Linked DNA regions of Homo sapiens: region 2 is linked to region 1. The links are chromatin loops, found by intact Hi-C in ENCODE. Cell type or tissue: B cell. All regions are shown on one strand. Each heading gives the region's core, and the rest is flanking DNA. Links, peaks and the distances in the headings are about the cores only. Region 1 holds the start of CCDC62 (coiled-coil domain containing 62). Region 2 overlaps ABCB9 (ATP binding cassette subfamily B member 9).

The links. Hi-C counts contacts between places; a loop is a spot of excess contacts. Peaks named below come from ENCODE experiments on the same cell type or tissue, not always from the same donor. Only the 100,000 strongest peaks of a DNase experiment are listed, where the experiment ranks them.
Region 2: it touches region 1 in a loop (13-fold over the local background); 8 of 110 quality-filtered maps call a loop at or near these places.

What each region holds. Positions count from the first base shown.
Region 1 is chr12:122,770,213-122,785,485 of GRCh38, reverse strand. It overlaps DENR (density regulated re-initiation and release factor), which reads right to left. Exons shown (of 8, transcript NM_003677.5): 8 at 14,422-15,273. It overlaps CCDC62 (coiled-coil domain containing 62), which reads right to left and starts at 10,914. Exons shown (of 13, transcript NM_201435.5): 1 at 10,780-10,914; 2 at 7,803-7,995; 3 at 4,156-4,322. The coding sequence starts at 10,815. RefSeq lists silencers at 10,050-10,344, 10,867-11,076 and enhancers at 10,547-10,686, 10,074-10,767. In B cell, for the core only: no CTCF peak of the experiment used is centred there; DNase peaks (open chromatin) are centred at 10,295, 10,935 and 11,185; H3K4me3 peaks cover 1,797 bases; H3K27ac peaks cover 3,335 bases.
Region 2 is chr12:122,947,949-122,957,156 of GRCh38, reverse strand. ABCB9 (ATP binding cassette subfamily B member 9) reads left to right here. Exons shown (of 12, transcript NM_019625.4): 3 at 6,592-6,706; 4 at 7,239-7,369; 5 at 8,328-8,533. Among named protein-coding and RNA genes, the nearest start is that of ABCB9, 14 kb to the left of the region's middle. In B cell, for the core only: a CTCF peak has its summit at 4,661 (motif pointing right); a DNase peak (open chromatin) is centred at 4,666.

The DNA.
Region 1 (15,273 bases), core at 7,274-15,273:
TCTACCATCCTCTCAGTACTTGTATTTGCCCTATTGAATTATGTTGGTGATGCTTGTAAACATGTCTATTTCCTAGTATCTTTTATGTGTAATTTTAGGTTGGGAAGAGGCAAGAAAATGAATGAATGAGAACTGTATTAGTAAGAGATTTCCTTTGTTGAAATAAAGTAGCATTAGTGAATTGTGTGAATTTAAAAAATATTCTTTGTCGAAAGAACTTCATACTGGGGTATTCCTACTCAACAATTATTTAAAAAAACACATAGTGCTATGTCGGATATAATTATTATGTATACAATCTATTTACTAGTTGAGAAAAATAACCATCAGGCTTTTTATTTTTTGAGACTGAGTCTCACTCTGTCGCCCAGGCTGGAGTGCAGTGGTGGGATGACCTCGGCTCACTGCAACCTCTGCCTCCTGGATTCAAGTGATTCTCCTGCTTCAGCCTCTGAAGTAGCTGGGATTACAGGCACACAACACTACGCCTGGCTAATTTTTGTATTTTTAGTAGAAACAGGGTTTCGCCACGTTGGCCGGGCTGGTCTCGAACTCTTGACTTCGGGTGATCTGCCCGCCTTGACCTCCCAAAGTGCTGGGATTACAGGCGAGCCACTGCACCTGGCCTTTTGTTTTTGTTTTTGTTTTAAAGAGATAGGACCTCACTCTGTCACCCAGGCTGGAGTGCAGTGGTGCACTCATAGCTCATAGTAACCTTGAACTCCTGGGCTCAAGCAGTCCTCCCACCTCAGTGTCCCGAGTAGCTGGGACTACAGGTTCTCACCATTATGCCCAGTTAATTTTTATTTTTGTATTTTTTGTAGAGAGGGTCTCGCTATGTTGCCCAGGCTGGTCTTGAACTCCTGGCCTTAAGCGATCCTCCCACCTTGGCCTCCCAAAGTGCTAAGATTACAGGCATCAGCCACTGCACCCAGCCTAATTATTATTATTATTATCATTATTTTTGAGACGGAGTCTCGCTCTGTTGCCAGGCTGGAGTGCAGTGGCGTGGTCTTGGCTCACTACAACCTCTGCCTCCTGGGTTCAAGTGATTCTCCTGCCTCAGCCTCCCAAGTAGCTGGGATTACAGGCACGTGCCACCATGCCCAGCTGATTTTTGTATTTTTAGTAGAGATGGGGTTTCACCATGTTGGTCAGGCTGGTCTCGAACTCCTGACCTCGTGATCCACCCGCCTTGGCCTCCCAAGGTACTGGGATTACAGGCATGAGCCACCGCGCCCGGCCTCCCAGCCTATTTAGACTTTTAAAAAGATATCTTTAGGAGGAAATTTAAATGTGTGTTACTAAGTGAAAAAAGGCAATCTGAAAAGGCTATATACTGTAGGATTCCAAGCATATGACATTGTGGAAAAGGCAAAACTATGGAGGCGGTAAAAAGATTCGTGTGACCAGGGGTGAGGGGGAGGAAGGGATGAAGGGTAGATCACAGAGGATTTTTAGGACAGTGAAACTATTCTGTACATACTATAATATAGTAGAGGATATGTGTCATTACACATCTGTCAAAACCCCATAGAATGTAAACACAAAGAGTGACCCCTAATGTTAACTGTAATCTTTAGGTGACAATGAGGTATCCATGAAGATTCACCAATTATAAGAAATGCACCACCCCGGTGTGGAGGTCGATCGTGGGGAAGGCTGGGTGTGTGGATACAGAGTGTGTATGAGAACTCTCTCTACTTTCTGCTCAATTTTGCTGTGAACCTAAAAATGCACTAAATAAATAAAGTGTATTAGTTAAAAAAGATCTCTTCCACTTTTTCATGCAACATAATCAGTAGATATTCTAGAATAGTTTTTACTTATTTTATAGCTAGAAACTATCTAGAATAGTATTCTTTTAAAAACCATAAAATAAAAATCTATACTATTATGAATAAAGACTCATTATATTACCAAGACGTATATGAAATATCACTAAGAAATAAAAGAATGGGGCCAGGCGCGGTGGCTCACACCTGTAATCCCAGCACTTTGGGAGGCCGAGGCGGGCAGATCACGAGGTCAGGAGATCGAAACCATCCTGGCTAACACGGTGAAACCCCGTCTCTACTAAAATACAAAAAATTAGCCGGGCGTGGTGGCGGGCGCCTGTAGTCCCAGCTACTAGGGAGGCTGAGGCAGGAGAATAGTGTGAACCCGGGAGGCGGAGCTTGCAGTGAGCCGAGGTGGCACCACTGCACTCCAGCCTGGGCGACAGAACGAGACTCCGTCTCAGGAAAAAAAAAAAAAAAGAATGAAGGATATAACAAATAAACAAGCTGGCTTTCTGCACCTCTTATAAGCATGAACTCAAAAAATATCTGATGACTGACCAGTTAGAAGAGAAAACCAAAAAAATCCATCTTTTTTTTTGACAAGGAGTCTCGCTCTTTCCCCCAGGCTGGAGTGCAGTGGTGCGATCTCGGCTCACTGCAACCTCTGCCTCTCAGGTTCAATTGACTCTCCTACCTCAGCCTCCTGAGTAGTTGGGACTACAGGTGCCCACCACCACACCTGGTTAATTTTTGAATTTTTAGTAGAGACGGGGTTTCACCATGTTGGCCAGGCTGATCTCAGACTTTGGACCTCAAGTCACCGCCCACCTCGGCCTCCCAAAGTGCTGGGATTATAGGTGTGAGCCACCATGCCGGGCTCAAAAAACCAGTCTTACAGTTTTTATTCCCAATATGCCACTAACATTATGAGATAAGACACAATAATTGGCTGGGCACAGTGGCTCACACCTGTAATCCCAGCACTTTGGGAGGCTGAGGCGGGCGGATCACCTGAGGTCGGGCGTTGGAGACCAGCCTGGCCAACATGGAGAAACTCCGTCTCTACTAAAAATACAAAATTAGCTGGGCATAGTGGTGCATGCCTGTAATCCCAGCTACTCGGGGGAGTGAGGCAAGAGAATTGTTTGAACCCAGGAGGCAGAGGTTATGGTGAGCCGAGATCGTGCCATTGCACTTCAGCCTGGGCAACAAGAGTGAAACTCCATCTCAAAAAAAACACACAATAATTTAGAAAACATCATTGAGGCTACCAAAACTTGATTATACCCTCTCATCTTTGAGGAAAGCTTTCTAAAATAACTCATTGTTGATTAAATGGTAGATGCTACTAAACCAAATGGCATAACGGTTAAAAAGCGTTGTACTGAAGCTCAATCTCTAAGACAGGATAATGCCGTGCAGCTAACCAAAACTGTAGGAGAAACACAAAACTACAAGGGGTGGATGAGTGTAGATACCTTCGTACACACACGTATGCATTTTTGCATTGGTTGCTTGCTGTTGTTGTTTTTTGTTGAGATGAGGTCTCACTATGTTGCCCAGGCTGGACTTGGACTCCTGGGCCCAAGCAATGTTTCTGCCTCAGCCTCCCCAGAGGCTGGGACTACAGGCGTACACCACTGTGCTTGGCTTACATACGCTTTTTTTTTTTTTTTTTTGTCACCCAGGCTGGGGTGTAGTGGCACAATCACAGCTTACTGCAGCCTTGACCTCCTGGGCTCAAGTGATCCTCCTGCCTCAGCCTCCCAAGTAGCTGGGACCACAGCAGTGCACCCCCACACCCAGCTCATTTTTGTATTTCTTCTTTTTATAGAGACAGGCATTTGCCATGTTGCCAAGCCTGGTCGTGAATTCCTGGGCTCAAGCAATCCTCCCACCTCAGCCTCCCAAACAAAGAGCTGGGATAACAGGCATGAGCCACCAAGCCACTGTGCCCAGCCTCACATGCATTTTTAATGAAACATTTAAATCTAATTTTTCTTTTTTCTTTTTTTTTTTGAGACAGAGTTTCGCTCTTGTTGCCCGGACTGGAGTGCAATGGCGCGATCTTGGCTCACCGCAACCTCCACCTCCCGGGTTCAAACGATTCTCCTGCCTCAGCCTCCTGAGTAGCTGGGACTACAGGCGTGTGCCACCACGCCCGGCTAATTTTGTATTTTTAGTAGAGATGGGGTTTCTCCACGCTGGCCAGGCTGGTCTCGAACTCCTGACCTCAGGTGATCCACCTGCCTCGGCCTCCCAAAGTGTTGGCATTACAGGAGTGAGCCACCGTGCCCGGTCAAATCTAATTTTTCAATAACTGAAACACAAAGGGAATTTGGACTAGTGAAGCTTATCAAAAACTAATCCCAACCTCAAGGTCTTCAGAGAGAAGAGAAGAATGCGTTGCCTTTTGAGCCATTTCCTGAAGCTGTAGTTGGGTCTTTTGGAGAGCTGTTTGGCATTCCATTTGATTGGATTCAAGAGCTTTTACCTTCTTCGTGAGTGACCTGATTATTTCAGTTCTTTTATGTAGTTCACCTGAGGGAAGTTCATCAATAATTTGTAGTCACACCTTCAGCTTAAAAGGCATTATTTTCAAAATGGGTGGTTAAAAGGTAAAAATGTGGTAGAGAATTTTTAAAAAGACAATCTTCTTTTAAAACCTTTTATTATGAAATGCACAATATCACACCTAATCAAGAAACAGAACTGTGAGCAATTGGAAGCCTCTGGAGGTCACTTCCCGAACATAATCACTCCAGTTTCCGCGTTCCCAACCATGACCCTGATCTTAGAGTAATCACTTCCTTGCTTTCCATTACAGTTTTACCAGTGACCGCATGCCTCAAAATTATAGCTTAATTTGAACCATATAAAAATGGAATCATATTCTGACAATTCTTCTGTTTGCTTTTTTTGCTTAAGATAATGATTCTGAGATTCACTCAGTTGTGTGTAACTTGTGTTTGTGCACTAACATTGCTAGGTAATATTCCACTGAATGATTACGCCAAAGCTTATTTCTATTTTTTATTTTATTTTATTTTATTTTATTTTATTTTATTTTATTTTATTTTATTTTATTTTTGAGACAGAGTCTTGCTCTGTTGTCCAGGCTGGAGTGCAGTGGTGCGATCTCGGCTCACTGCAAGCTCTGCCTCCTGGGTTCACGCCATTCTCCTGCCTCAGCCTCCCGAGTAGCTGGGACTACAGGTGCCTGCCACCACGCCTGGCTAATTTTTTTGTATTTTTAGTAGAGACGGGGTTTCACCGTGTTAGCCAGGATGGTCTTGATCTCCTGACCTCGTGATCAGCCCACCTCGGCCTCCCAAAGTGCTGGGATTACAGGCGTGAGCCACCATGCCCGGCCTTCTTTTTTTTTTTTTTCGTTGAGACGGAGCCTCCCTCTGTTGCCCAGGCTGGAGGGCAACGGCACGATCTCGGCTTACTGCAACCTCCACCTCCTGGGTTCAAGCGATTCTTCTGCCTCAGCCTCCCAAGTAGCTGGGATTACGGGCGAGCACCACCATGTCTGGCTATTTTTTTGTATTTTTAGTAGAGATGGGGTTTCACCATATTGGCCAGGATGGTCTTGATCTCCTGACCCCATGATTCATCCTCCTCAGCCTCCCAAAGTGCTGGGATTACAGGCGTGAGCCACCGTACCTGGCCTACCAAAGCTTATTTCTAATATTGATGGTCATTTAGGTTATTTCCACTTTGCAGCTATGATAAACAATGCTGCTCTGAATATTCTTTTACATGCATCTTTTTTTTTTTTTTTTTTTTTTTTTGAGACAGAGTCTCGCTCTGTAGCCCAGGCTGGAGTGCAGTGGTGTGATCTCAGCTCACTGCAACCTCCACCTCCCAAGTTCAAGCAATTCTTCTGCCTTAGCCTCCCAAGTAGCTGGGATTACAGGCATGAGCCAGCACACCCTGCTAATTTTTGTATTTTTAGTAGAGACAGGGTTTCACCATGTTGGCCAGGTTGGCCTCGAACCCTTGACCTCAGGTGATTCGCCTGACTCGGCCTCCCAAAGTGCTAGGATTACAGATGTGAGCCACAGCGCCAGGCCTTTTTACATGCATCTGGGTGCATATTTTCAAGAGTTTCTTGAGAGCCTTGCTTCTCAAAATGTGGTCCCTGGACCAGCAGCGGCAGTGGCATCGCCTAGGATGCCTGTTAGAAATGCAGACCCTTGGGCCCCAGACCTATTGTATCAGAATCTAAATTTTAACAAGACCCTTAGGTGATTCATGTGTCTATTAAAGGGTGAGAATATTCCTAGAAGTGGCTTTGCTGGGCTGTAGGATATGCACACCTTCAGCTTCACTAGATGCTGCCAAATGATTTTGCACACTAGCAGTGACAACTGACTCCCACCAGCAGCGTCTCAGCTTTCCCTTGGTGCCATACTTTACCAACACCTGATAATTTCTGCCAGGCTGGTAAAGGTAAAATAGTATCTCAATTTGGTTTTCATTTGCATTTCCCTAACTACTAATGAGAACAGGAAACTTTTAATATATTTATTGGCCATTCAATTTTCCTCTTTCCATGAGGTGCCTATTCAAATCTTGCTCATTTTAAAATCAAATACTGATGGCTACATATAATGTGGGTTATATATGTTATATGTGTTATCTTTGTTCTTTAACATGTCTATATAAGAGCTATAAGATGTTATACTGCATTTAATGAGCAACCATTTTAAACACTGTGTGTATATACGTGTGTGGGTGTGGTCAGAGTAAAATCAGATGGTCATCAAAGAAACGAAAAAATCATATATTTGGGTTTTTTGTTTGTTTCTTTCTTTGTTTTGACGGAGTCTCGCTCTGTCGCCCAGGATGGAGTGCAGTGGCGCAATCTTGGCTCACTGCAACCTCCACCTCCCAGGTTCAAGCAATTCTCCTGCCTCAGCCTCCTGAGTAGCTGGGACTACAGGCGCCCACCACCATGCCCCGCTAATTTTTGTATTTCTAGTAGAGACGAGGTACACCATGTTGGCTGGGCTGGTATTGAACTCCTGACCTCAAGTGATCCGCCTGCCTCAGCCTCCCAAAGTGCTGGGATTACAGGCATGAGCCACCGCACCCCACCAAAAATGACAGATTTGGATTGTCACATTTACAGAATCCTTTGAGTAATGTTAAGTAAAAAAAGGTTATCTTTCTATTATACAGATCTAGTGTTTTCTCCTCTAATGCATTCTACTAACAATCTAGAGTCAATGGAACATTCAGATTTAGGGCAGCACTAAAGGAATGACAGAATTAAAATATGGTGTCAAATAAACTTTTTGCAACCATTTTTGAGACAGCTATAATTTTTTTTTTTTTTTTTTGGGACAGGGTCTTGTTCTGTCCCACAGGCTGGAGTGCAGTGGCGCAATCTTGGCTCACTGCAACCTCCGCCTCCTGGGTTCAAGCGATTCTCGTGCCTCTGCCTCCCGAGTAGCTGAGATTACAGGTGTGCATCACCATGCCCAGTTAACTTTTTGTATTTTTAGTAGAAATGGGGTTTCACCATGTTGGCCAGGCTGGTCTCTAGTTCCAGAGCTCAAGTGATCCGCCAAAGTGCTGGAATTACAGGTGTGAGCCACTGTGCCTGGCCGGACAGCTATAACTTTAAAAGATGACCATTTTAGGAACTTAAGATCAAGTTCAATACCAAAAGCCTAAAATCTTTCAGTTTAGTTTAAGAGAAATGGCTAGTCATATGGCATCTTCATTCATACTCTTGCTCAAAACTTCAACTTCACCACTGGCGCTCACCCCATGTTGACTGGAGCTCCATCCAGCCCCCTTTCTATACTGAAATACTTTGCTTGTCCTACTTTATTTGTGTGTGTCTGTCCCATTGTGGCTGTTCATAAAGTCCTCCTGTCTCCAATGAGCCTAAACTTGAGGACAACAGGGATTGCAGTCTTTACTTCCTCTCTATCTTCCCTATGAGCCCATCAATGTGTTAGCACACAGAAGTGCATAACTGTTGTCCCTGAATGTATTTCTGACCTTCTAATTTGCTGCAACGTTCTTCCAGTGTCAACACTTTCTGCCGATCCTCTTCCCATGAAAGAAGCTGTTGCTGGTGCACTGCAACCATGTCATTGAGCTCTTTATCTCGATCTTTTAATTCTCCAATGAGCAACTGCAGCTCCTTCCGTTGTTTCTCGATAGTGGAAATCTCAACTTCTGACCCGATGTTCTAAACATAGAAAGCGGTTTCACATCAAAATAGAATGAAATCAATAACAAATCAGCCAAAGTCCATTTTCCAAATAAGTATATCTTCTTTTGCGGCCAATTCTAAGTAGTTCAATTAAGTTTTAATAACATGGCAGCAAAAGATTATGTATACTTAAAACATGTTCAAGTTAAAATCTACCATGCACTCTGCCTCTCTACAATTTTCTGTCATGCCATACGTACCATGCCTAAAAAGTGGGACTGTTTCTAAAACCCACTGGGTAAACAAATAAACCTATTTCTGCACTTTTTCTCCCCCTTTGCCAACAACCCTTTTCTCTGCCAGTCAATAACATTATCCCCTACCTTGCCCCAGCAATTTGAGTAACCAAGTACAGGTAAACATGAAATAGTGGCCAGGCGTGGTGGCTCACGCCTGTAATTCCAGCATTTTGGGAGGTCAAGGTGGGCCGATCACCTGAGGTCAGGAGTTCGAGACCAGCCTGGCCAACGTGGCAAAACCCCATCTCTACTAAAAATACAAAAATTAGCTCAGTGTGGTGGCATGCGCCTGTAATCCCAGCTACTCAAGAGGCTGAGGCAGGAGAACTGCTTGAACCCTGGAGGCAGAGGTTGCAGTGAGCCGAGATCGTGCCATTGCACTCTAGCCTGGGCAACAAGAGCAAAACTCTATCAAAAAAAACCAAACAAAATCACGAAATAGTTACTGTTTAAATGTAAATGATCCTTACTAAACAATGGGAATTTTAGTCTATAAAAAGAAAATTAAGTCTTCCAGTGTTCAATATGCATGACAACTACAACATCTAAGGCATCTATACATACTCAATCTATTAAGGGCAATTTAATATTGTAACTGATCCAAATACAACATACATCATTAAAAAATAAATTATGTAAGGAAATCTTTCACATGTACCCAAAGACAATAGTACGATAAACTCCCATATACTCTGTGCCTGGGTTCTACCATTATTGAGATTTCACTGCGGCTGCTTCAATGTCCTTTTCTTTTCATTATTGGTTAAAAAATACCATTTCACCCTTACATACTTCAGAATGCATCTCTAAAAATGAACATTTCCTATATAACCATGATGCCATTTTTATATCTAACAATATTATCTATTAATACAATAATTTCTTTGAAGTATACAGCATTTTAAAATCTAACAAGTTGGCCTGACCAAATTGTGATCCCAGAATTAGCCACTTAGTGGCTACATAACCTTGGGCAAGTTACTTAACTTCTCTAAGCATTAGTTTCCTCACCTGTAAAACGATAGCAACTGCATTTTAACATCTTGGAGTGGTGAAGATTAAACAAGACAAACTCTGTAAAGTACTGAGCACAAAGCCTGGCCCGTTGTAATCACTCAACAAACATCAGCTCTCATTAACACTGTAAACCACATTTCAAATCATGGTGCTGTCCCTGCCTATGAAATAAACAACTAAAAGTGTTACTTTAATAGAGTTCCACCTTAAAGACAGTAATTAAAGGTTCAACAGAGGCCCTTTGTACCTCCTTACTGCTTTTTGAAAAGTAAGATTTGTAAATAAACAAGAATAATGAGGTTGGGCTCAGTGGCTCACGCCTGTAATCCCAGCACTTTGGAAGGCCGAGGTGGGCAGATCACCTGAGGTCGGGAGTTCGAGACCAGCCTGGCCAACATGGCGAAACCCTGTCTCTACTAAAAACACAAAAATTAGCTCGGCATGGTGGTGGGAGCCTGTAGTCCCAGCTATTTGGGAGGCTGAGGCGGGAGGATTGCTTGAACTCGGGAAGCAGAGGCTGCAGTAAGCCGACATTGCGTCACTGTACTCCAGCCCTGGGGACAGAGCCAGACCCTGTCTCAAAAATAAATAAATAAGAATGATGAATAAATTACAGTTGCTAGTCTTAACAAGGAAAATGGAATTTGGAGTCAAGGGATTTCAAGTCCCAAGGCTTGAATTCCAGTGTTGGGTTAGCCCTTCATTCATGCACTCAACAAATAATTTATTGAGCGCCAGTGGCTGGGCCACAGACCTCCAGGCAAGGAGCACATATTCCACTCCAGGAAAACAGGCAGTAAGCCGAGTACACAAAGGCAGGTCGTCTTACACTGATGGACGCGAACCTTGGGCAAGCCCACTTCCAGACTTTTTGGTACAGTGGAGTTGTGAGAGCTCCTTCCTCTACTCGCCAGGTTGTGTAAATTAAGGACACCCTGAGAGGTAAATGGGAAAGCAGCTCCCCAGACGCCAATCGTCCTCCTTAAACAGTAAGCACCGGGTACGCGCTACTCTGTGGCCCGGGCTGAATAACAAGGTGTTATTGGGTTAAGGAAACGGTCGTGACGCCGTTTTCCTCTAGTGTATTGTTTCACTTTTTTTTTTTTTTTTTTTTTTTGAGACGGAGTCTCGCTCTGTCGCCCAGGCTGGAGTGCAGTGGCGCGATCTCGGCTCACTGCAAGCTCTGCCTCCCGGGTTCACGCCATTCTCCTGCCTCAGCCTCCCGAGTAGCTGGGATTACAGGCGCCCGCCGCCACGCCCGGCTAATTTTTTTTTTTTTATTTTTAGTAGAGACGGGGTTTCACTGTGTTAGCCAGGATGGTCTCGATCTCCTGACCTCGTGATCCGCCCGCCTCCGCCTCCCAAAGCGCTGGGATTACAGGCGTGAGCCACCGCGCCCGGCCTGTTTCACATTTTAAGTAGACACCGTTCTTGAGAAGCAATAGATTTCGACCAATGTGCACCGTTCCCGCGGCGCCCCGCCGCGCCCGGAACCGCTGCTTACCTGGCGCCCGGCAAGGAAGGCTGCCGGAGGGTTCATAGGTGTTTCCTCCGCCCCCGGAGAAGCCCGGTGTGGGCGGCGTCACCTCAGAAACGCCATCGGCGCGCCTGCCCCGAGCGGCGGGGGCGAGCCCGGAGCCCCGGGGCCCCGCGCCCTCGGCCGACCCCCGCCCCGTACTCCAACCGCCTGCCTGGTGCCCACGCGGCGTGCGCCCGCCGGGGCTCGGGGCTCCCCGCCAGGGTTTCCGGGCCGCAGCCCCGCTGCGCTGGTGGGCACTGTTCTTCTGCCTCGGAAACTGGGGGCTCCCAAGTGGCTCAGGCTGCGTATGGACGCTTTTTGCCCACGCCCGAGGCTCCGGCGCTGGAAGGCCTGAAAGAACCGGCTGTTCACCACTACCCAGAGAATGAAGAAGTCAATAAAGGCTGCTGCGCCGCCCCCAGCACTCTGGTTTATGACATTTGAGTTGCTCACTTCCCTATCTTCCATCTTCCCCCTAATAACCGTGAGCTCGGCCGTGCTCGCTCCTGTGTAGCTGGCTCCCAGAACAGGACCTGACACTCGAATGCGTGGAGGCAGAGCCCAGCCCTCGGGGATAACAGTTGCGGGCTACCCTAGCACCTTTGATACTTTAAACCAAGAATCACAGATGAAGAGGGGGAAATTTACTCTTGGGAGCTCCTGAAAAGCAATGAGGAGAACCACGGTACTTTGTCATGACAAAATCTACGATATTCTGGGTTGAATCTAAGCTTTTTCACCTGTTCTTCCATAGTCACCTCTTCATCCCCCTTTCACTCTTCCTAAGATGTGGGAACGGGACTAGGAAAAAATAAGGCTTATCACACTTCAGCCCCGGCTGCCCATCCCTGAATGCTTAACCCATCAGACAGCAACACAATTACTAAATACGGTCGGTCTTACAGGGTTTCAACTTTACTTTTTGGTTGAATATGAAATGCCAAAACATGCCCTTGTGTTCAAAAAATACAATCTGAAAATGGAAAAACAAAATTAAGATTTCTTATTTTGAAGCTTTACTGATAGGCTCATGTTTGGGAGACCAAAGCAATGTCTTAGAATTTAAAATCAAGAAAGCTGGGCGCAGTGGCCTGTAACCCCAGCACTTTGGGAGGCCAATGTAGGAGGATCTGTTGCGTTCAGGAGTTTGAGACCAGCCTGAGCAACATGGTGACACCCACCTCTAAAAAACTTTTTTTTTTTTTTTTTTTGAGATGGAGTCTGGCTCTTGTTGCCTGAGCTGGAGTGCAATGGCACAATCTCGGCTCACTGCAAACTCTGCCTCTGGCCTCAAGCAAATCTCCTGCCTCAGCCTCCCGAGTAGCTGGGATTACAGGTGCCCGCCACCACGCCACCTTTGTTGTATTTTTAGTAGAGATGGGTTTCACTACCTTGGCCAGGCTGGTCGCGAACTCCTGACCTCAGTTGACCCACCCACTTCAGCCTCCCAAAGTGCTGGGATTACAGGTGTGAGCTACCGCACCTGGCCAAAAAATAAATTTTTTTTTAAACTGGGCGTGGTGGTGCACTCCTGTGGTCTCAGCTACTCACGAGGCTGACTTGAGCTGGGAGATGGCGGCTCCAATGAGCTGTGATCATGCCACTGCATTCCAGTCCGATCGAGAGTGAGACCTTGACTCAAAAAAACAAAAATCAGGCCAGACGTGGTGGCTCACGCCTGTAATCCCAGCACTTTGAGAGGCCGAGGAGGATGGATCATGAGATTAGAAGTTTGAGACCAGCCTAGCCAATACAACGAAACCCTGTCTCTACTAAAAATCAAACAAACAAACAAACAAACAAAAACTAGCCACGTGTGGTGGTGCGCACCCATAGTCCCAGCTACTCGGAAGGCTGAGGCAGGAGAATCGCTTGAATGCAGGAGATGGAGGTTACAGTGAGCCAAGACTGCGCCACCTCACTCCAGCCTAGGCAATAGAGGGACACTCCGTATCAAAAAAAAAAAAAAACAAAAAAACACCAACCACCACTACCACCAAAACCCAAAACCAAATAGCCAATAAATACAAAAAGGTGGTCTACTTCCCTGATCATTACAGAAATGCAAAAAAATAAAAATAAATAAATAAATCAACAAAGCAAATTCTGGGTGGGTATTTGCTAAAAACAGTCTAGCAGTAGATGACTGCAGTAAGTTGGTGGTGATGAGATGTAAAGGAATGTGGGTTGAATGTCAATTTTTGAAGTGAGGAGTGTTTTAATTCACGTTTCTTAGGTTTCACCATTGTTAAGACTTGATATTTTTCTAGAAAGTCCTCGAGTGCCATTGTTCACCAGGCAACCATGTGTGACACTCAAGTAAAAATACATGTACAGGCTGGGTGTGGTGGTTCACACCTGTAATCCCAGCACTTTGGGAGGCTGAGGTGGGAGGATAGCTTGAGCTCAGGAGTTTGAGACCAGCCTGGACAACATAGGGAGACCCCCCATCTCTATAAAAAATTTAAAAATTAGCTGGGTATGGTGGCATGTGCCTGTGGTCTCAGCCACTCCAGAAGCTGAAGTGGGAGGATCACTTGAGGCTGGGAGATCAAGGCTGCAGTGAGCTGTGATCATGCCACTGCGTTCCAGCCTGGGCAACAGAGCGAGACTCTGTCTCAAAAATGAATAAAATTGTGTGTATCTAGAATAGTAAGAAATTAGGCTCATTTTGATTATGGTTCATAAATAGTAACTGAGTATAGTAAGAGGATTATGATGGCAAGGTACAAATTAAAAATCTCAAGTTTTTACCTTCGCTCCCCACAGGTTTTCATTAAAACAACAACAACAAAAAAAATTAAAGAGAATACATAACTTTAAAAATATGACAGAGGTGAAAGCTACAAGAATTACACTGCATCTGATTTTATACTCACACAGTCTAATCCAAACTGAAGTTCTGAATGAACTTTTCCCAGTCTCCCTATTTGATTTCCTAGGTAAAGGAATTTAGTAAATAATGAGAACAGGGAACTAAAAGGTAAAATTCATCTTTAAAACAGTAATTTATCAACTTTTAAACTAAGAGTGAGAAAGCTACCACAGACTGGCTTTTATGTAGTAATAAAAAGTTTAAAATCACTTACTGTCAGCATCTGTTTTTAAAAAATGAAATACTTACCAAACTATATGCAAAAAGTATTTGCATTAAAAGTTGCCAGCTTAATCATGGAAAATCTCTTATAAGGCTGCTTAAAGGTTCATGTTTTTTACTAAAAATGGTAGACTGTGAGAATGTGTAAAGTCAATTTTTGAACTACTAGTACTTTTTTTTTTTTTTTTTGGAGACCAGGTTTTACTGTTGCCCAGGCTGGAGTGCAGTGTCGTGATCTCAGTTCACTGCAGCCTCAACCTCCCAGGCTCAAGTGATCCTCCCAACTCAGCCTCCCAAGTAGCTGGGACTGCAGGCGCACGCCACCATGCCTGGCTAATTTTTGTATTTTTTATAGGGACAGGGTCTTGCCATGTTGCCCAGGCTAGTCTTGAACCTGGACTCAAGTGATCCTCCCACCTCGGCTGGGATTATAGCCATGCATCAAAGCAGCTTGGCCCTATTAGTACATTTTAATCAGAGATTAAACTATGTTGCATTTTAAATTTCAGTTTAAAAAAATGATTCACACGTTATACACAAGGACAATTTTAATCCTGCATTTTCCTGGAGTAACATCCACTGCTGGCTATCTATGGATTGTAACTGCATTTGCTAAGAACTGTGAACACAAAGAAACTTTACATGAAGTCACATGTTGATACAGGCACACAGACATCTTTCAGCAGCAACAGACTACATACATAACGCATACCAGATAGTCTCGATGGATAAATCTGCTTCACCAGTAATTCTATTTAGTAAAATCCACAGTTAATGGAGAATTCCATTTTTTAATTTTACATCTTTACTACACATTTTTCTAATACTTTATTTTTAAAAAACACTCATTCAAGATTGTAATTTGCATGGCGATAAACAAGGGTTCCATGGGTTCTAAGTTTCTTAAAAGTGTCCACAGCAACTTAAAACACCACAAGTCTTCTTTCCAATTTGCAGCACCTGACTTAAAGTTTAAATTCATCAAATACATCATTAAAACTGTCATTTTCTCTTGTGAGAAGACATGTTTCAATTGCTATTTCCAGGACTATATATTGAGCATGGGTGTACAGTACTTTTAACTGGTTAGCACAATTTTACTCACATAATTTATAGCCAGAATAAGAACCTCTAGCCTCTCTGAACGGCCTTCCACTCAGAGCAGATGATGACGATAAATGTCTAAAATGTATCTGGGGTACTCCACTTGACATTACCAAACATGCTTCCAAATAATCTTAGAAAATATGATTCTTTAAACATATGCATAATATTCTACCACACAATGCACCATCACTTCTTTAACCATTTCCCAATTGTTCATTTATAACATTTGCAATTTTTTATTATAAATAATATTGTGATGAATACTTTCATCCATA
Region 2 (9,208 bases), core at 1,209-9,208, 180 kb before region 1:
AGGTGGGAGGATCCCTTGAGCTCAGGAGCTTGAGTTATAGTGAGCCATGATGACGCCACTGCCCTCCAGCCCGGGCAACAGAGCAAGACCTGTCTCTACCAAAGAAAAAAAAAAAAATAGGAGAAGGACTAAGTACAGAGCTTGGCTTGTCATGGTAAGTGCTCAGGGTTGTTAGCTATTATGAGTTTTAAAAATTTTAAGCTGGGCGCGGTGGCTCATGCCTGTAATCCCAACACTTTGGGAGGCCGAGGTGGGCAGATCACTTGAGGTCAGGAGTTTGAGACGAGCCTGGCCAACATGGTGAAACCCCGTCTCTGCTAAAAGATATATAAATATTAGCCGGGCACAGTGGCTCATGCCTATAATCCCAGCACTTTGGGAGGCCGAGGCAAGTGGATCACCTGAGGTCAGGAGTTCGAGACCAGCCTGGCAACATGGTGAAACCCCATGTCTACTAAAAATATAAAACTTAGCCAGATGTGCTGGCATACGCCTGTAATTCCAGCTATTTGGGAGGCTGAGGCAGGAGAATTGCTTGAACCTGGGAGGCAGAGGTTGCAGTGAGCCAAGCTCACACAACTGCACTCCAGCCTGAGTGACAAAGTGAGACTCCATCTCAAAAAACATAAATAATAAAATAGTAAAATAAAAATGTTAACTGACAGAGACAGAGCCTAGAGAGGTGACAATGCAATAACAATGCCAGAATGTTCTGAGAGAGGACAGGCAAACCCAGAGCTGGCCCTGACTCTGCAGCCCTGTACTCCTACGATCTACCTCTGCCCTCTCAGTCCCATCTCCTCAACATCTGTGTGAGGTTAGGCAAGTTATTTAACCCCTCTAAGTCTTAGCCTCCTCTTCTGTGACATGGGCATAGTAGTACCCCTCCAATGGGGTTGGAAAGGTCAGTGAATCCACATGGGTGAGACACCTTGGACAGCTCCTGGCACATAGACACCTCCCAGTAATACTAGCAGGTGTGAGGACTGGGATGACCCCTTCCCATTAAACCAGGCAGTTTCTCCTGGCTCATGCTGGGCGGCCCAAAAGTCCCCTCCTTAGGAAGCCACCTTAGATTCTGCCAACTGTGGTAACTTTGTCTGCACCTCAGTTATAGCTTTTATGACATAAAAATCATATGTTCAGGCTGGGTACGGTGGCTCACACCTATAATCCCAGAACTCTGGGGAGCTGAGGCCTGCAGATCACCTGAGGTTAGGAGTTCGAGACTAGCCTGGACAATATGGCAAAACCCCGTCTCTACTAAAACTACAAAAATTAGCTGGGCATGGTGGCAGCCGCCTGTAATCCCAGCTACTCAGAAGGCTGATGCAGGAGGATATCTTGAACCCAGGAGGTGGAGGCTGCAGTTAGCTGGGATTGTGCCACAGCACTCCAGCCTAGGCAACAAAGTGAGACTCCGTCTCAAAAAAAAAAAAAACAAAAAAACAAAAACCCAAAAAACTATGCATTTATGCTGGGCACAGTGGCTCATGCCTACAATGCCAGTACTTTGGGAGTCTGAGGCAGGAGGATCACTTGAGGCCAGGAGTTCAAGACCAGTCTGGCCAACATAGCAAGACCCTGTTATGTATGCATTCACCCTCCTGCCTCCCCTCCCAGGTCCTGAGCCCCTCAGGGGCAGGGGCCAGGTCTGACTCACCCTGGATCCCAGTAGCTGGCACAGAGATGGGCTCACTGAATGAATAAATGAACAAAAGTATGAATGACTGTCATGCCTGTGCAGACAGATGGTGCCCCATGCCATGACCTTGTTTACCCGACCTGCTGGGGCCCTGCCGTCAGCTGCTGTGTGGTCGGGGAATGCAGACATCCTTAAATACTGCTGAGCAGATTTTCCCGGCTTGCAGGATTGCATCAAGAGTCAGGGCGCAGACTCGAGGCTCAGGCTCCCGACTTCACTGATAACTTTAGGCAAGTTATTAACCTGGCCAACGCTCACTTGACCATTCTGAAGTGAGGGCTTTCTTGGGGTACTGTGAGAAAGAAGTGAGAGGAAGCTTGGTGCCTAGCACAAGTAAATACTTAATCAGTGTTAGGGCCAGGTGCAATGCCATGTACCTGTGACCGCAGCTACTTGGGTGGCCAAGGAGGGAGGGTTGCTTTGGCTTAGGAGTTTGAGACCAACCTGGGCAACATAGCGAGACCCCATCTCAAAAAAGACAATTAGGTACTGTGATTATTAATAATTATTTTTCAATCAACAAGCATTCAGCAGTGCCCAGCTTTTCTGTACCCTCAGAATCTTAAAACAAACAAACAAAAACAAAAAACAAAAAACCACCCATTGGGAAATGTTAGTTTTAGGGTTGAGTATCTCTTATTAAATTAAGGTTCTTTAGAGGCCAAGTGCAGCAGCTCACACCTATAATCCCAGCACTTTGGAAGGCTGAGGTGGGCAGATCACTTGAGGTCAGGAGTTCAAGACTAGCTTGGCCAACATGGTGAAACTCCGTCTCTACTAAAAATACAAAAATCAGCCGGGCGTGGTGGCACACGCCTGTAATCCCAGCTGCTCAGAAGGCTGAGGCAGGAGAATTGCTTGAACCTGGGAGGTGGAGGTTGCAGTGAGCTGATATCGTGCCACTGCACTCCAGCCTGGGTGACGGAATGAGACTCTGTCTCAAAAAATAAAAAATAGGCCGGGCACGGTGGCTCACACCTGTAATCTCAGCAAGGGGGGGCAGATCACCTGAGGTCAGGAGTTCGAGACCAGCCTGACCAACATGGAGAAACCCCGTCTCTACTAAAAATACAAAATTAGCTAGGTGTGGTGGCGCATGCCTGTAATCCCAGCTACTCGGGAGGCTGAGGCAGGAGAATCGCTTGAACCCAGGAGGCAGAGGTTGCTGTGAGTGGAGATCGCACCATTGCATCGCAGCCTGGGCAACAAGAGTGAAACTCCGTCTCAAAAAAAATAAAAAAAATACATAAAAAACAAATGGAGTCCTTTTTTTTTTTTTTGAGGCAGGGCCTCCCTCTGTCACCCAGGCTGGATGGAGTACAGTGGAGTGATCACAGCGACTTCAGCCTTGACCTCTCCAGCTCAAGTGATCCTCCCACCTCGGCCTCCCAAAGTGCTGGGATTGCAGGTGTGAGCTACCTTCTGTAGCCTAAGATTCTTTAATATGGATTTCATGGCAAACCAAATGTATAAACTTGGGCAAGTGACTTAATCTCTCTGAGCCTCAGTTTCCTCTTTTGTGTAAAGAATACATTTCCACAAATGGAAGGAATAATTGTACCAAACCTATAGGATTACTGGGTGGCCTTTGAGACTTAAGAAGGTAGGGGAGCAGATATCTGGGGTAAGTGGCTGGGTGTGGTGGCTCACACCTGTAATCCCAGCATTTTGGAAGGCCGAGGCGGGCAGATCACTTGAGGTCAAGAGTTCAAGACCAGCCTGGGCAACATGGTGAAACCCTGTCTCTAATAAAAATATAAAATTTAGGCCAGGTGCGATGGCTCATGCCTGTAATCCCAGCACTTTGGGAGGCCAAGGCAGGTGGATCACGAGGTCAGGAGTTCAAGATCAGCCAGGCCAACATGGTGAAACCCCATCTCTACTAAAAATACAAAAATTAGCCAGGTGCAATGGCAGGTGTCTGTAATCCCAGCTACTCGGGAGGCTGAGGCAGGACAATCACTTGAACCCAGGTGGCAGAGGTTACAGCGAGCTGAAATCGTGCCAATACACTCCAGCCTGGGCGACGGAGTGCGACTCCATCTCAAAATATATATATACATATATAAAATTTAGCCGGGTGTGATGGCGGTCACCTGTAATCTCAGCTACTTGGGAGGCTGAGGCATGAGAATCACTTGAACCCAGGAAGTGGAGGTTGCAGTGAGCTGAGATCATGCCACTGCACTCCAGCCTGGGTAACAGACTGAGACTCCATCTCAAAAAAAAAAAAAAATGTATGTGGTAAGAGCACTCCAGGCAGAAGGACTAGCCCATGCAAAGGTCCTGAGGCAGGAAGGTGCCCAGTTGTTCAAGAGCAGACACCAGTTAGCTGGAGCAGAGGGAGTGAGATGGGGCGGGGAGAAGACAAAGGTCTCTGCTAGCGGCTCAATCATGCAGGTCCTTGTGGGCTATTGTAAAGACTTTGGCTTTTACCATCTCACTGGATGAGAAGGGGGATTTGGACTGTTTTGAGCCAAGGAGCAACAAGATCTGAAGTTAGTTCCAACAGGATCCTGCCTTCTACTGTGTGGACAGGCTGATGTGAGCAAAGTTGAGAGCAGGCTACTGAGATAGTCCCAGTGAGGTTAATGACTTGGACCAGGGTTGGGGCAGTAGAGGCAGTGAAAGTGGTCAGGTTCTGGAAATGGTCTGAGTATTTGCTGGTGCATTGGAGAGTTTCACGTAATTCTTGTGCAGATTCAGCAAGAGAGTTTGCCGGCATGCTTTGCACAGCCCCTGGTACCCAGTAAGGCGATTATTAGCATTGGTGCTTGCTGGAATCAGATATTCCAGAATATTCTGTCACAGCTCATCGTTGCCCTCTTCTTTTCTGTGGGTAAACTGAGGCAGAAACTCAGGCTGGGTGGAACTCTGCAGCCTCAGCTGGAGACCTCGTCTGGCCAAGGACTGTGGGGACACAGGCCCTCTAGGCTGCCACCTCATGGTCCCAGCAGAGGGCACCAGAACTGCACAGAAAGTCTCACTACCCAAGTGTCTGAGCCAGGCCAGACTGTGCTAGCCAGACCTGCCCGGGGTTCATTCACTGACCTTTATTGAGCACCTACTGTATGCCCAGCCCCAAACCTGGCTCTGCTCATGGAAAGAACTTCAGTGGAAACAGGTCCTGGGATGAACAAGGGCCTGGCCTGGCCTGGTGATGCCACTATTTCCTTAAGAGGAGAGTGGACATTCCGGATTATTGTCGGGGGAGTCTCATTTCTGCTGCTGTAACAAAATACCACAGACTGGGTCATTTAGAAACCATAGAAACTGATTTCGTACTGTTCTAGAGGCTGGGAAGTCCCAGATCAAGGTGCCAGCAGGTTTGGTGTCGTGAGGGCCACTCTCTGCTTCCAAGATGGTCCCTCCTTGCTGTGTCCTCTGGAGGGGAAGACTGCTGTGTCCTCACGCTGCAGAAGGTGGAAGGGCGAGAGATGGCAAACCAGGCTTACAAGCCCTTTGAAAAGGGCCCTCATCCCATCCTGGAGAGCTCTGCCCTATCACATTGGCGATTATGTTTCAATATGTAAATTTTGGGAGATGCATTCAGACCACAGGAGGAAGGGAAAAGAAAGAGCCCCCAGGTTGAAAGCCAGTTTAGGTTTGAGTCCCAGCCTTTCCCCTTGCTGTGTGACCTGGAGTAAATTCCTCAGCCTCTGTGAGTCTCCCATTCCACCCCAGGATTGTTGTGAAAACACAGTAAGGCAAGCGGGTAAGAAAGCACCCAGCAAGGTGTCAAGTGCCCCACCAGGAGGGGTGGGGTGGCAATTTCCAGCATTGCTTGGAACCAGAATAGCAACGTCTTCTGAGGTTCCAGAATTTGGACTCTGAACCCATTGAGAAGAATGAAATCAACTTTGGCGTCAATCAGCCACTGATTGCCATGTGGCCTGGACGAGTCATCTCATTCAACTTCACTTTCAGCCGGACGCTGTGACTCAGGCCTGTAACCCCAGCACTTTGGGAAGCTGAGGTGGGTGGATCGCTTGAGCCCAGGAGTTAGAGACCAGCCTGGGCAACCTAGCGAAACCTCGTCTCTACAAAAAAATACAAAAAATTAGCTAGGCCTGGTGGCGTGTGCCTGTAGTCCCGGCTACTCAGGAGTCTGAGGTGGGAAGATCCACTGAGCCCAGGAGGTTGAGGCTGCACTCCAGCCTGGGCGACAGGAGTGAAACCCTGTCTCAAAAAGTTAAAAAAAAAAAAAAAAAGGAAAATATTTTAGAAAAAGAAAAACAAATTAATTTTTCTCATTTGTAAAATGGGGGTGATTCCAGGGCCTGCTCCAAAGGGAATGAAACAAAGTTCAGGAGCGGTGGCTCATACCTATAATCCCAGTACTTTGGGAGGCCAAGGTAGGAGGATTGCTTCAACCCAGGAGGTTGAGACCAGCTTGGGCCACATAGTGAGACCCCTGTCTCTACAAAAAAAAAAAAAAAAAAATTAGCCTGGCATGGTGGCACATGCCTGTATTCCCTACTCAGGAGGCTGAGACAGGAGGATCACCTGAGCCCAGGAGTTTGATGCTGCAGTGAGCTATGATTACACCACTGCACTCCAGCCCGGGGGACACAGCGAGACCCTGTCTCAAAAAACAAGAGAATGAAGCATCCTGCAGGAGCCCTGGCTCGATGCCTGGTAGCCACTATAAATAAAGAAGAACCAGCAGGCTGTGTGGATGCAAGGCCCAGTGCTCCCCTGTTCTCTGAGGAGGGGGGCATTAAGCACCCTGGGGCCCCACGATGGGCAGCAAGAGTTTGCCGAGGGAGGAAAGCCCACCGGTGGAGTGGGCAGAGGGGTTGGTGTGTGGACTTCTGGAGCCTCAGGAGGAAGGGTGCGGGTTCCCCTGGCTGCAGACGTCCCTGAGGCTGCCCTGCCTCCCCCAGGAGAGACCTTCCTGCCCTACTACACGGGCCGCGCCATTGATGGCATCGTCATCCAGAAAAGCATGGATCAGTTCAGCACGGCTGTCGTCATCGTGTGCCTGCTGGCCATTGGCAGGTAGCTGGCTCAACCCCCACGCCCTGCCCCGCACACCCCGACCTGCACCAGGGAGGGAAGGGAGGGCCTGTTCCTAAGGAAGACAGGGGCCAGGGAGGCCCTGGAAATGCCCCTGGTGGGCCTGTCCCTCAGCTGGTCACCCTGGGAACCGGCTTCCACACTGTCTTAGAGCACCCTAGAACCACACCCTCTGGTCCCTGAAAAGGGCTTCAGTCCTCAGGGTTCCCTGCTCACCCTCCCTGGCTGTTTTCCAAGTAGGAATCTGGTCCCAAACAGAACCGGCTTTGTCTGAGCTGTTCTGGAAGGAAGAGGGTCTGGCTGGCACATTTGGGTCTCTTGTCCCACAACTGTCCCCTTTGCCCTCACCTTGAGGGGGGCTCCCACTGGGAATGAGGGGGACCCCGCAGGGATGCCAGCCCTGGAGTGGGGCTGCGGTGGGGCTCCCAGGCCTGCCGGCAGCGGGAGGGGGCAGCCGGGTGTGGTCACTGGTCTGGAAGGACATCGTGCTATAATATCTCTTATCTGCAATTAGCTCATTTGCCGCAGGTATTCGGGGCGGCATTTTTACCCTCATATTTGCCAGACTGAACATTCGCCTTCGAAACTGTCTCTTCCGCTCACTGGTGTCCCAGGAGACAAGCTTCTTTGATGAGAACCGCACAGGTTGGTCCTTCCAGTGCCCTAGGTGTCCTGGGGGCTGGGCCCCACCCCTGTGGGCTTGCCTGGCACTGAGGAATGAAATGGGCGTGTGGGTGGTCTCAGCCCTCTGTCTTCTCCTCCTGCTGTTAGTTCAGGCTGGGAACACCCTGGGCTTGGCCTGTGTCCTGGGAGCTGGCTTGCTCACTGAGGTTTTGGTGTGGGCTGCGGCCTCTGTGGGGCCCAGGCCAGGCCACCCGAGGTCCCTGCAGGAGCCAAGGCCTTGCTTTCCATTGCCCCATGGAAACCACCAGGTCCAGGACTACCCACGCCTGTGGCCGACAGAGACCCTGCTCCCATGGGGGTCAGCAGGTGAGGGCCAGGGGCCACAACGGGGAAGACGATAGAATATCCACCAAGATCCAAGCTCTGAGAGACACCGGCCTGGGTCGAAGCCCTGGTTCCTCCACTCACGAACTTCACCTCTCTGATCCTCTGTTTTCTTGTCTGTAAAATGGGAACACGGATAGTAGCCACCCCATGGGGTCCTTACACAGCTCTTAGCACAATGTCCAACTTAGGTAAGAAGTGTCTGCGCTTTCCTGCCCGCCACCAGCCAGGTTGTTATTTCCCTAGAAGGGAAGAGGAGTTACCCCCTCTGCCAGTGACAGGGAGGAGACATGGGTTTGAAGTCTGGCTCAGTCACGGACAGGCTGTGTGACTCTACGGGGGCCTTCCTGTTCTGAGCCCCAGCCTCCTCCGCTGTACAGCGGGATGTCATGAAGCTTAAGCAAGATGCTGATGACTGGGATTGGCTCAGAGTAGCCCTCGAGGGGTATCTGCTCTTCTCCCCCACCCCCCAACCCCGCCCACAGGTAGGGAGGCCCGGCTTCCCAGTGTCTGTCTCAGAGGCCCCTTAGCATCCCCCACCGCCACCCCCAAGGCCCGGGTTGCTGTGGTGAGAGCTGAGCCGCGTGTGTTCCAGGGGACCTCATCTCCCGCCTGACCTCGGACACCACCATGGTCAGCGACCTGGTCTCCCAGAACATCAATGTCTTCCTGCGGAACACAGTCAAGGTCACGGGCGTGGTGGTCTTCATGTTCAGCCTCTCATGGCAGCTCTCCTTGGTCACCTTCATGGGCTTCCCCATCATCATGATGGTGTCCAACATCTACGGCAAGTACTACAAGGTAGGCCTGCCCTGTCTCTGCTGGGGACTGTGCACCCTGGCAGCCCCCAAACATCCCCTTAGGAGGGGCTCAGGGGGCCACTAAGGGCTAGTGAAGGACAGGTCTTGAGGCTGTGTTTGCATTCATTCATTCATTTCTTCGCTCATTCAATAAATAATTATTGACCACCTGCTATGTCCCAGGCACTGGGATACATCAGTGAAAAAGACAAGGCCCCTGCCTTCCTGGAACTTGTATCTAGTGTCAGAGACAGATACTAGGTACCAACAGCATAAAGAATGAGAATCCACAATACAGTAAAAGATGGTCAGTGCTAAGGAGAAACATGAAGTGAGCAGAGGGATTGGGAGCATTGGGTGTAGCTGCAATTTTAAATTGGATTTACTGGCTGGGCCCGGTGGCTCATGCCTGTAATCCCAGAACTTTGGGAGGCACAGGCAGGAGGACCACTTGAGCCTAGGAGTTCGAGACAAGATTGGACAATATAGCAAGACCCCATCTCTACAAAAAAAAATTTTTTTTAGTTAGCTGGGCTTGGTGGCGCATGCCTGTGGTCCCAGCTACCTGGGATGCTGAGGTGGAGGATCGCCTGAGCCCAGGAGGTCGAGGCTGTAGTGAGCAATGATCGTGCCACTATACTCTAGCCTGGGTGACACAGCAAGACCCTGTCTCTAA